Regions from separate parts of the Mus musculus genome. Here region 1 is linked to region 2. The links are chromatin contacts, found by Hi-C or POLR2A ChIA-PET in ENCODE. All regions are on one chromosome and are shown on one strand. Each heading gives the region's core, a stretch centred on a gene start or an enhancer-like site at or near the end of the contact. The rest is flanking DNA. Distances are from core to core; before and after follow the strand shown. Region 1 holds the start of Prkn (parkin RBR E3 ubiquitin protein ligase). Region 2 holds the start of Qk (quaking).

Region 1 (5,864 bases), core at 439-2,938, 520 kb before region 2:
AATCTGTCTTCTATTTCCCTGGTTTTTATTACTAATTAATTTAATTGTAACATTCAAATGGCACAGTTCTTATTAAGAGGGCTCCAGGTAAATCTAAATAAAGCTGGCTAAATTGTGTTCCATCCTAAAGTTATTAATATAATAATTTATGAGACTTTAAAAATAGTTTTAAGTTTTAGGTCTTAATTTCCTATATTTATATAGCCTTAGGGGACATTTGCTTATCAAAATCATCCATGAACTAGTTTAAGTTGAAAGAAACTAAACGTGTGTAATTGTTTTCAAAATATGAGGTATTTCTCTCTTGTAAAATCTGTATTTTTTTTCCTAATCTGTCCCACTTGGTTCGCACTAATCAGTTCAGATTTGGGTTTACAAACGACTCTTAAGTAAATGTCACTTAAAAGCTTAGTGCCATTCATAAAAATGTATACTTTTTTTCTTAATTTAACAAGTTTCCAATTCATTCATCCAAAATACACACTGCCCTATGGAGGGAAGAAGCAGCTAGACACCATGAGCGTGCACCTCTGCTTCCAGGAGCATCTTAGCTGCCTAGCATGACTCTCAAGAGGAAGAGAGGAGGGCTGCACACTTGTAACATTACTTTTATGAGTTAAAACAGACTCGGCTACTTTCACCGTGTAACGCATTTACTTCATAAATGCACCTCTCATCCATCTTCTAGACACATCTCAAATAGACCGACTTCAGATGTGCTTAGTGCGATACCTGTCAGGCATATATCACAAACAAGTTCACTACATCTTCAGAACATCACTTGGATGGGGGCGGCGAGTCTACAGTAACGAAACCTCCAAACGGGAATGTGCGCTAAATTATGCATTTATTTCTACTTATCCCGGAGGAGAACCCAAAACGTGGCTTCACATATAACATCTCTGTCAGGGAGGTCCTTTCCAATCTGCCTACTTCACACTGCTTAGAACAACCCTAGTGGCCACTTCCAAAGCTGCACTGGTCAAACTGCACCCAGTCACAAACTGTAGTGGGGGAAAAAGCCATCTTTGCAGTTATCTACTCGGCTAGTCTTTCGTCTCAGATCTCCGAGGACACATTTAAAAAGACAGAACTGAGGTGCGATCTCCACGAGGCAGATGCTTTCCTGAGATTTTCTTTAAGTCCTAGGGTGTGTGAACTCGCCCTGAAGTGAAGGACAGCTTGACCGAAACAGACCTGGGCTGGTCACCCCGTGGAGCGGCAGGGCGAGCCCCGCCGTCGGGGGTCGCAGTGGAGCACGCGGGTGTCCGTGGGGATACAGTCTTCAGCGAGCTAACCTTGGCTAAGGCAGGTTGGAAACTCATACCTAATGCTCTAGCACACACCGGACCAGGCTATGGGCGGGGGGGGGGGGGGGGGCGGGCCGAGGAAGCCCACAGAGCGGACGGAGCGCGGCACGCACGCCTCCGCCGTGACACTGACAGGTGGCTCGGGTCGGCCCCCGAGGATCCCACTCGGACCCGTGGGGTGTGACGTGGTGCCACACACGGACGCGGGGCGGCGCGGAGAGATTGTACCTGGCAGGCACCCACGTACCTATCATGGTCACCGGGCGGGTGGTGGCTGCGGGTCGAGAAGGACCTACGCGGGCACTGGCGCCCGCCCGAGCCTCCCACCAGCGTTTCTGTCAGGTTTAGTCATCCAGGCCTCCTCCCCCTTCCCCTCGCGAGCCAGGCGGGCGCAGTGCGCACGCGCAACCACCCGCCCCTAGCGCGAAGCCTGCTGGGAGGCGTAGTTTTAACCCGTAAGATTCGCCTCCGGCAGCTGCAACTGTCTTCGCTGGTAACCTTTTCCGGAAACGCTCGTCACGGAGGGGCGGGACTAGCGTCTCCTAATGTTGACTAATCGCTTAGCAACCGGGAGGCTTACACCTTTGGAAGCTCTTAGAGACTCTAGCCTCGGATCCCAGCCCTCTTCCCGCCCCTCTCCTCCCCTAAACTCCCTCCACCTTGGTGCTGCCAAACATCTGGATCTCCCTGGGCAGCACGAGGGGTTGAATTTCTACCACTAGAGCCTTTTAGAGTGTTTTCCCGACCCCCTGCTCACTTCTGTAAAAGCCACTGGTTTTTCTTCCACACCTCTGATAAGAACAAGACGTTTTCTAGGAAGAATGTGGTAGAAAAAGAGACCCTGACCTTAAACAAATGCCCAGACAAGATGCCGAAGAGGACTAAACTGCTGCCACAACAGACGTTCCAGGTGCACCAGCCTCGTTCCCTGGTTTCTGAGGGCTTCACAGTCAAAGCCATGATGAAAAACTCAGTCGTAAGTGATCTTCCTCGATTGAACGCACTTGCTCCGAATCAGGGGACATGTGGTTGTAGAGGATGACAAGCCCTGGGTCCTGGTACTGTTTACCAGAACTGGCAATGACTCGGTCAGTAGCAGACTCTGCCCGACAGTGTGCAGAGATGTAGGCTAGGTGGTTAAAGAACCTTTGGGGCAGGCGATGTACTGAGTTAGCGTATAAGCACCTTCTTGAGCAAGTGTGCTTTCTCCACTACCCCAAATTACACTTAAGCTGTTTCACTGGTAAGGGGGAAAAAAATCCTTATCTTTATTGTAAACTTAGTCCACTCAGTACAAGACCTTCTGGAGTGAATGCTCTTAGAAGTCATAGGCTTTCAAAATTTAACACGAACCAGTATGAGACACATAAACTCATCAGTAATATATACTAATTTATCTCATCTGGGACATTTTAGAATGCCTTAGCATTTACTCAGCAACATTCTGACAAAAAAAAAGGTATTAACCTGTTAAAGTATTCAAAAATTACTTATGTGAAGACTGGTTCCTGATAGGCCTTTTAAATACATTTTAAACAATATAAGCTCTATTTCAAGTGTCTCTAATAATACAAGCCCTATTTCATTTTTATGAGTTGTGATAATACAAATAAAATATTCTTAACACGAATAGGGGAAAATATTCAAAGGCACACAAACGGTTTAGCTATATGCCTAATACTGCTTTTCAATCTTCTTGTTTATTAAATACCATATGATTTGGTATGCTAAACCATGTTTGTCTACTGAGTGGGCACCTGTTTAGGAGTGTGAGAGATTTAATACTAAATGTAGTTTTCAATTTTGTACAATTTACACCCTGAGAGGATCTTATTATACAGCAATTCAATATATTAGCTTAATAGTGTTCTTCGTTGTCCCACTATATTTCTACTTATATATTGCAAATCTTATACATACCACTTAGAGGACACAAATGAAGTAGATTACCTGTAGACTTCCAGCTTGGATTCCTATGTTGCTATTGTATATTGGTTGATCTATAGTAGTTATAGAGTGTAAAAGCAAACTGCAGAGTTACAGGAAACAGAAAAGGTGCATCTCTATTCAGTCCTTAACAGTTCACCACCTGTGAGTTCTCGGATGTACTTTTTGTCACATTATAAAGTATCTCTCTCCCTCTGAAAGTCTACTTCTCTTCAGAGCGTATATACCAACATTCATCTTTTAAATTGCAACCAAGTGTCCCAAAAGCCAACTCCAAACTACTTCTCAGGAGTTTCAGCCACCTTCCCTTCCCTCTGTAAGACTCCATTTCAGTGGGCAATGTCTTTTCAATGTCCTTCCAAGAAAAACACATGGAATCTATCCTAGGAAGTATGGAAATTGTTTATGAAATGATGATAAATGTAAACATTTATTATTTGTGAACTAATTTCTTAAAAATCCAGGGACAAGTAGTCCTAAGCAATGAGTGGTTGTTACATCAGCATGAACTTTTGGTTTGGTCTCAGTAAAAGTGAGCAACCACAAAAGTCGTCAATCAGAGAATATTTAAACTCATATTGATACAGTGTTTTCCATTAAAAGTTGAAAGGAGTTGTATAATTTGAGATTTGCAGATTGTTTACCTTCTTAGAGTATGATGAAAAAGTCCATGACCAAAAACCAGTTAATGAGTATTCATTCCCTCTGTCAGCAAAAAACCTTTATGGCTTATACAAACCTCATCAAAAAGCAAGATAGGTCAGGCATTGTGAAGCATGCCACAACTTCATGCTCAGAAGGTAGAGCCTCCTTGAAGATATCCTGGGCTACACAAGAACAAAGGAAACTACCCTCCATATGAAGGCCCTGACTCAAAGACACACACACACAGACACACACACAGACACACACACACAGACACACACACAGACACACACACACACACACACACACACACACACACACACACACACACACACAGCAAGTTAGAATATGGATCCAAGGCTGTGGAGATCTCACTTGTAGGCCCTGATTCCAGGCCCTTCAGAAAACAGGCTAAGAAAGCTGTAGAGTTTCAAAAAGACACAATCTCCAAGATAGACATTACCTGCCAAAACGGCACAGTGATGAGGACGTTGCTTACTTCGCTGAGCCCCAGAAACTCCTCTCACGCTGCTGCTTTAGTCCATGTCTAAGCTTAGGTTTGAAGGCATAATTAGTTGAAAGAGAGGCTGAGATGGGCTGTAACTGATAGCTCTGTGACTAGCTCAAACTTGCAATCTTTTATTACTGTGATAGCAGGGTGATGGGACAATGGGGATCATTAGAGGTCCTGAGCTGAAGCTGGTGCATTATGGTGAAGAAAAGCATAAAGACAAGTAAAAGATTCAGGATGCAAATGGTTAAGCATCGGTGGCTAGGACGGCAAACACTCCTTCAGTGCGGTGCAAGTAGTGAAGATGGTGGATTTGGATGGGGGCCCTCATCACCCCCACACCTCAGGAATGTAAGGTCTCCCAAGCTGTTCTCTACCTGTCAATCATCAGTACAGCTAGACCAAACTTTCCAGGACAAAGTTTCTCTGTTTACACAATGTGAATATTTGGGAGCTATGAAAACAAAACAAAAAACCACATTCCACAGAGCCAGCCACAATTCTTAGATAATTTCATGCATTTATACAACATATCTTGATCATATTCAACCCAAATCCTGCCTCCCTCTCTCCCTAAATCCTGCCCCTCCTACCTTCATGTCCTCCTGTTTTGTTTTTCATAACCCACTGAGTTTATTAGTGCTGCCTGCATGTGTCCCTGTCATCCACCTGAGCATGGTGACTTGTCAGGTGCCACATACCAGAAAGAAAATGGACTCCTCCCAGCTTCCTGCTGCCATCAGTTCTCCATGGCTCTTCAGCTAGGGGTGAAGCCTTATGAGCCCCTTTCTCATCCACATTGGCACATTAACTGCCTTGATCTTGATTAGGCATGCCCCAGGCATTCATAAGTGCAATGGCCATATCACGTCCAGAGGACAGCATGCCTCTACGTCCTCCGGCTCATACATTCTTTCTGATCCCTTTACTCAGTGTCCCCTGAGCTCTGGCGGGAGCCTGGTGTGAGGCTGGGTGTCAATGTTCCATTTTCAACACTAATTGTTGTTCTCTTCATGGCCTAGACCAGCAAGCTTCTATAATCTAATCCTATTTGATACTTTTTAAATTCATAAACAACCCCCGCTCTTAGGTACTTTAGCTAACTGAAACCCAAGAGATGGAGTGGTTCTTTAGAGTTTTGGCTGATGCTGTTCCTTTACTGACTGCCCATCCTTTTACATAACCTCCATCTACAGCATCACACTGTCACCAGATAACAAACATCCACTGATCAGTGGGTATGCACAGTCCCAGTACTCCTTTAAGGGCCAGGGACAGAACAGTCAGTAAAAGCAGACAGGCTGTGAAGCAACTCACACATTTATGGTTAGCATAACAACTGCTGTTTTAAGGACCTTCCTTAGACCCGCTCCTCCCCCATCCTAAGTTATGCCTCGTTCACCGTTTAATTATTTACATTACACTTATTTCTGCTTGTATTTTAAACCCTT
Region 2 (6,291 bases), core at 3,411-5,910:
GAGAGGGAGAGAGAGAGAGAGAGAGAGAGAGAGAGAGAGAGAGAGAGAGAGAGAGAGAGAGAGAGGAGAGAGAGAGAGAGAGTGAGTTAGTTCCTGGGCATCCTGATTTAACTTCCTGAAGTCCAGTCACTTTGAAGGTCTGATGTGAATGAATCCTGTCTCCAGGGTTTACTGACTCGTGGACCAGTCACTGTCTCAGCTGTAAAATTGAGGCAATTAGCAACTTGGCACCAGTGTACTGAAATAACTGAAGTGTCTGACTCCCCAGAGCACTCCTGGTAAGTCTCACACCGACCTTCTGGAAACTCAGTTTAGAAGTCACATATGCCACAATTACCAGGAAAATACATCCAGTCTCTAAGCTGTAGTAGAGAAAATGGCATTTGGATTAAGTGTCTGGGGACGACCTAAGTAGTTATATCCTTTGCTTATAAAATGTTTCTCCACATTAGCTGTTTAAAATTAACACACTGAACCAAATGGTATCTACTGAACATAGTAAAATAACCTAATCACCCACTCATTCTGAGGTCCTAGATTCTCTTCAGGTCTAGATCCTGAAGAGAAAAAACCATGAAATTAGCCCAATCCAGAGAAGCACTACTGAAATGAATGCTCTGAGTCAGTATGAAAATTGGTCAACACAGAGTGCATTTGAAGCTCAGTGTAGAGTCCTAAAATTAATAGTTATTTTTTGCTTGAAGATCTGTATAAATGTGGAATGAGAAGGTCACATTACATGGCATGAGGGCCTGCATCCTGCTCTGAGTGTTTCTACCTCTACAGTTTCATTTAGGGTCAAATGAGCAGAAACTTTACACTACCAGTTAATATTTAACTGCTGGGCAGGGGGTGAAGCTGGATGCTGGGGCTACATCTGGAAGGATCACATTAGCTCTGTAATCACAAATCACACTACAGCAGTCGAGGGAGTCACGCTCCTCATCTTACTAGAGATATAAACATGCTTTAGTGAAAGGAAGACATACTACTACTACTACTACTACTACTACTACTACTACTACTGGACTGATTTCTTGCATACAAAATAAATAAGACAATCGTGCTAAATGCACACACATATAGAGACATAGACCGAAAAATAACAACTCTCCGGGCCCTAATCTTCAAATGCTGAAGTTTCACATTTGAACATGACCACAATCCCTACATCATTTTCAATGCTCTGAACAGTATCTATATGATAAACCACTTTATAGTTTAGGAGGATACTCGAACGTTTTGTGGAGTTAATTATACAAACATACCTAGACTCCTCCCATCCCCCTCATAGAAATTTTTATAATTTAGATTATTTCTTTCAAAGAATATTGGAACAAAGAACCATCATACATTGAATGTGCAGTTTTTAGTTCTTATAAAAAACTCCATGGCAATAAAGACAGACCTGCTTGGAATATTGTTAAGTTTTTACTCTAAATGTGGAGAGATGCAACAAGCTAGTAGAGCCAATGAAATTGAACAGAAAGCACATTTCCACTCCTAGCTAATTAGTATAAAAATGAAGAGCCAATTTTATTGTTAATAGACGAGTTTTCACTGAAAGAGCTATTACAAGGATCTTCATATACCTGTGTATACCTATCTTCATGTACATTTATCCTGCACATTTTGAAAACTGTATTAGAATGTTTGCAATAACAGGACTGAAGGATCTATAATAATTGCTGAGATTGTAAGCTTGAAGGTACATATCTCAATAAACTTTGTAGTCTACATTGCATTCATCATGTTGTGTGATCAATACATGTGCACAATGTGCAGAAGAGTGGGAGACAGACAAAGATGGGAGCCTATGGATGAGTGCCTGGGCAAGGTCAGTGGCCCCAAAGGCCATGTGTTCACTTGCTGTACAGTCCTGGACTGCCTCCACTAGCCACTAAGCTGTTCCTAGGCAACCAACCATCTCAGTTCAAATATGGCTACTCACACCTCCCCACGTGTCGGGGGAAGCACTGAAGGAACTAAATCAGGTAAGAATTTTAACCTCAAGTATGCAACTAGCTAATGACACTCCTCTTTGAACACCAAAGTCATGAGAGCCTACACATGTGCTGTTGTTGGGGTTAGGAACTCTCAAAGCGTGAGAGTCTCTGATGGCAAACAAACTGACGCACAGATCTGACATGGCATGTGAGAAATGTGACAGAAACAACTAAACATTTAACAAAAAATAGAGGTGGCATATGGGAGCTGGAGTGGGGCTTTTGGGCAACTAGGGAAAACTTTACAAGGGTACACCAAGCCCAGAGCCCTACAGATGCCAAGCATGTGTAGAGGTCAAGACACATGAGGAGTCCATCTAGTGAGCTTGGGCAGCAACATCTCTTGGGGCCTAATAGGTCTTGGGAAACTCTGGATATTTTTTTTCTTAACCTGAGAAATCAGGCAAAACTAAGCAGGGGAAGAGAAAATGCACTAAATGGCTACTATTTCCAAGTGATGGGTCCACCAGGGATTGAGCCATGGTGAATGAATATTGCCTATTATTTTCATTCAACTACATTATAAAAGTGGTTGGACATATGGGTCAAAAATTATGTAACACTGTAATGAATTCAAAGGATTTACTGGATAGGGTCAGTAAAATGGGGATGGGGGCACTCTGGTATAAAATATACATGGATTTGAACAGCAGATAGGGCTCATTGGCTATAGTGCTGGATAAAATTATTCAGTTTCCCTCTTCCTCTTCAGGGGTTTCCTCTTATGTAAAACTTGGGGCTGCCAGGATTGCCTAAGGTACAGGACTGCTCTGATTGAGCTATAGAGGGAGAGCAGTTACCAAAGGGCCTATAAGTGTGACCAACTTACAAAGGGGACTTCTCTTGCACAAACACAGACAATGTATAATAATTCAGTGACAAAATATTTTTTAATAATATACAAGAAAGAAACCTCGTTTTTTTCTAGATTCTGAAGAAAGATTTAGAAAATGTAGTAACAGCTTTTTGATCAAATTATTCCATGCTTTCACTAATTTATTGTTTAGAGATAATTAAGGGATTATCTATAGTACTAAGAACTACTATAGCCATTGTTGGAAAATTAAAATTATTTCAATTACATGTTAACTTTGTTCATCATTTGCTCTAAAAAACGTAGTTTAATGGACAACTAGAAAACCAAAACCCAAACCAACCCAAACTGTAGTCTTTAAATAAAATAATCAGAAGCTACTGGCCAGGAAAAGAGTAAAATTGCTTTAAATACCGTTGGTACCACACAAACTTCGAAAATGCTCTTTAGAAATCGCGTAAATCAAAGTTTAAAACAACAACAACAAAAAAAGCAATCCAACTAGCCTGCTTACGTACACATTTAAAATACAGTGAGATGATTCCCAGAAAATTATAGCCAGGGCCAACTCTCAAAATGGTTAATTTGACAATCTTGTCTACATTTTAATGGAGCATGTTATAGAGAACTTGCAACAAAACAGGGATGATGCAGATTTAATGACCGACAGCTTCTATAAATCGCAGGACTTCATTGCTGCAATTCGGAACATTGTTTCCGAAACAAATGTAACCGGCAGAACTTCCTCTACACGCCATAGAAAGCCCCTGTCCTGGCCCTCTGCCTGTCATTTATTTATTTATTTTTGTCAAGTAGGTAAAAATAGGCGTTGGCCACTTCGTTTTTTCCCCGAATATGTACTCCTCACACAGGCTCCCTTGTGCGGGGGCCGCACCGCTGAGGAGCCAGCGCCTCCGCCACCAGGGACTGGAACCTGCGGTGAGGATTAACGGAACCGCGCGTCACGCCGCATGGAACAGAGCCCGCCCGCACGCCCGTGGGTGCGCACGCGTGTGCCGTCTCCGCCCACGGTCCGGGGCCGCCTCGCAGCCCACGGCAACGCGAGGCCCGTCACGCGTGGCGCTGGCTCCAGGGGAAACCTCACTGGAGTCCCTACCGCCGGAGACACTTGCGGTGTGGGCGCCCACGCCAACTCAGTCCGCCGCCACCTCGCACCCCAAGCGATCCGACGGCCGGGTTTCCCGCCCCGCGAGGTGGGCGCCGCGCCAGAACGGTTCGGTCCCGCTCCTCCGTCCGCAGGCCATCTTCGTCCCGCTCCACCCCCACGCAGGCGCGCTCCAGGCCCGCTTCCCCCCCACCCCCCGCCCCCACGGCGCGCTCTCCGCCAGGTGGGGCGGAGCGACCCTCGGAAGGGGCGTGGTCACAGTCCTCGACGCGCGCACGCGCTCTCAGCCTCTCGGCTACGTGTCTGGACACGTGACGCCCACCCGAGAGTCCCCAGTGAAGCAACAGGACGTTTAAAAAAAAAAAATTTTTTTTTTTTTGAGGGGGTAGCGAGGAAGGTGGACGAAGAGGTTTAAGAAAAAAAAAAAAAACCCAAACTATAGTAACGCGCGCGGACGCGAGGCCCGGGCGGCGGCGAGCGCAGCGCGTCGCGGAGAGTCCCGCCGGGATTCCTCTCAGCCGCCGCACCCGACCGCGCCCGCCGCCTCAGCAACAGCGCGCCGACGAGCCAGCGCCGCCGCCCGCGTCCCCCTCAGCCGCGACCCCGGCCCCGCGCGGGCGGCCACCGGCGCGCGTCCTCCCCGCCGCGGCCCGGCCCTGCGCCGGCCGTCCCGCCCGAGCGGCCAGGGGCGGCGGCGCCGCCTGAACTGAGGCGAACTCCGCCGCCAAGTGAGTGAGGAGGAGGAGAGCCGCGGAGGAAGAGGAGGAGCGCAGTCGGAGCGCGGCGGCGGCGGCGGCGGCGGTAACGCGGAGCGCCGCGGCGGACAGCACCGCAGACTCGCGAGCTCCGGCGCAGGCGGCGCGACCGGCCGACGAGCGGCCCCCCGGCTCCTCGCGGCGCAGCGGCCCCGCGCCGCGCTCGGCCCGAGACCCGCCTCTGCCGCCGGCCTCGCGAGGGGAGCCGCGCCGGGCGGCCGAGGAGCGGCGGCCGCGGCGCGTCGGGCCGGGCGAAAGTGCCTGCGGGGGGCGGGCGGGCGCGCGGAGCCGGCCGCCCCGGGGCTCGGCGCGGGAGCCGGAGCGGGAGCCGGCGCGGAGCGGGACGCCGCGTCCCGAGCGGCCGGCGGCCGGAGCTCGCCCCCGCCCCTCCCTCCTCTCCTCCGGCGGCGGCGGCGGCGGGCGGAGTGAGCTGCGGAGCCTGGAATATGGTCGGGGAAATGGAAACGAAGGAGAAGCCGAAGCCCACCCCAGATTATTTGATGCAGCTGATGAACGACAAGAAGCTCATGAGCAGCCTGCCCAACTTCTGCGGGATCTTCAACCACCTCGAGCGGCTGCTGGACGAAGGTGAGGCGCCCGGCCCCGGCGCGGCGGCCCGGGATGGCGGGGCGGCGGGAAGGTCAGGCGGGCGGGCGGGCGGGCGCACAAAGGCGGCGCGGGCGGCTCGCGGCCCGGCCGGGGCCGGGCCAGGCCCGAGGGCGGACCCGGGAGCGCGCGGGGCTGCGGGGCTGCGGCCGGCTCCCGACGGCGCGGCGGCTAGGCTCCCCGCCATCCCGGCCATCTCGGCCGGCCCGGCGGGGCCACGCGATTCCCCGAGCTCCGCCTCGCCTGGCCCGCGGAGCCCCGGCTTAGCGGGCTCTTTTCGGTAGAGTTGCGTGGCCCGCAGTACCCGATCGGACCCCGAGATGTCCAGGAATCACGTAGGGTACCGAAGAAAAGTAGTGCTTATGTGGCCGAAGGCGAGGACGAAATGACAGAGTAGAACACTTTTTGTCCTTTTGTTTGGGGAAGCGAGAACTGTTTGGGAGTTTAACTTCACTTTTTTTTTTTTCTTTAGTCTGTGGTGGTGGTGGTGGGGGAGGAGTACGAAATACCGCGAGGACAGACCTGAACGGAATCCGAGTTTGGAAGAACTGGGGCGGAGGGTTCGCTCCCGGCGTAGCCGCCTGCGTTTGCAGGGCGGGGAGCTGGAAGTTTGAAAGGACGGGGATAAAATAGAGCAGAAGTTTGCACAAGCCGAGTTAGGAGCGCTGTGGGGAGCGAAGACTGACTGGAGATTAATGCTGGTCAGCTCTGGAATTCCTTTAGGAACTACTCATAGCAGCGACCTGGAGTGTTAGTTCCCAGTAGCTGTAGGTTTCTGTGGACGCCCGGGGCGGGGTTGGGGGGTGGGATAGGACCAACAAGTCTGTTTTAAATCGAGTAGCGAGTAGTTTCTGTCTTCTCTTTTAAAGTCTCTGAGTGGACTGTTTAAAGGAAGCGGAAAACTATGTTGTACAGATGAACATGGATTTTAGGATCTTGAGAAGAATGTCGAAAAATTTTAGAGATAGCTGGGGATATCTGCTG

What was found. A loop is a pair of places that touch in the nucleus more often than their neighbours do. ChIA-PET counts read pairs that join two places held with the same protein, here RNA polymerase II (POLR2A).
Region 1: a loop to region 2 is called in a map of left cerebral cortex, with 9 times the contacts of the local background. The contact joins the promoter of Prkn here to the promoter of Qk in region 2. A Hi-C loop is called at or near these places in 2 of 37 maps with a recorded cell type or tissue (both left cerebral cortex). POLR2A ChIA-PET finds 5 or more read pairs at or near these places in 2 of 5 experiments (Patski and embryonic stem cell).

What each region holds. Positions count from the first base shown.
Region 1 is chr17:10,836,183-10,842,046 of GRCm38, reverse strand. Prkn (parkin RBR E3 ubiquitin protein ligase) reads right to left here and starts at 1,688. Exons shown (of 12, transcript NM_016694.4): 1 at 1,558-1,688. The coding sequence starts at 1,564. It overlaps Pacrg (PARK2 co-regulated), which reads left to right and starts at 1,856. Exons shown (of 5, transcript NM_027032.2): 1 at 1,856-2,286. The coding sequence starts at 2,179.
Region 2 is chr17:10,317,730-10,324,020 of GRCm38, reverse strand. It overlaps Qk (quaking), which reads left to right and starts at 4,660. Exons shown (of 8, transcript NM_001159517.1): 1 at 4,660-5,289. The coding sequence starts at 5,148. It overlaps Gm46608, which reads left to right and starts at 610. Exons shown (of 1, transcript XM_017317774.2): 1 at 610-4,370. The coding sequence starts at 3,676. The coding sequence ends at 4,302. It overlaps Cahm (colon adenocarcinoma hypermethylated RNA), which reads right to left and starts at 4,102. Exons shown (of 1, transcript NR_037588.1): 1 at 2,880-4,102.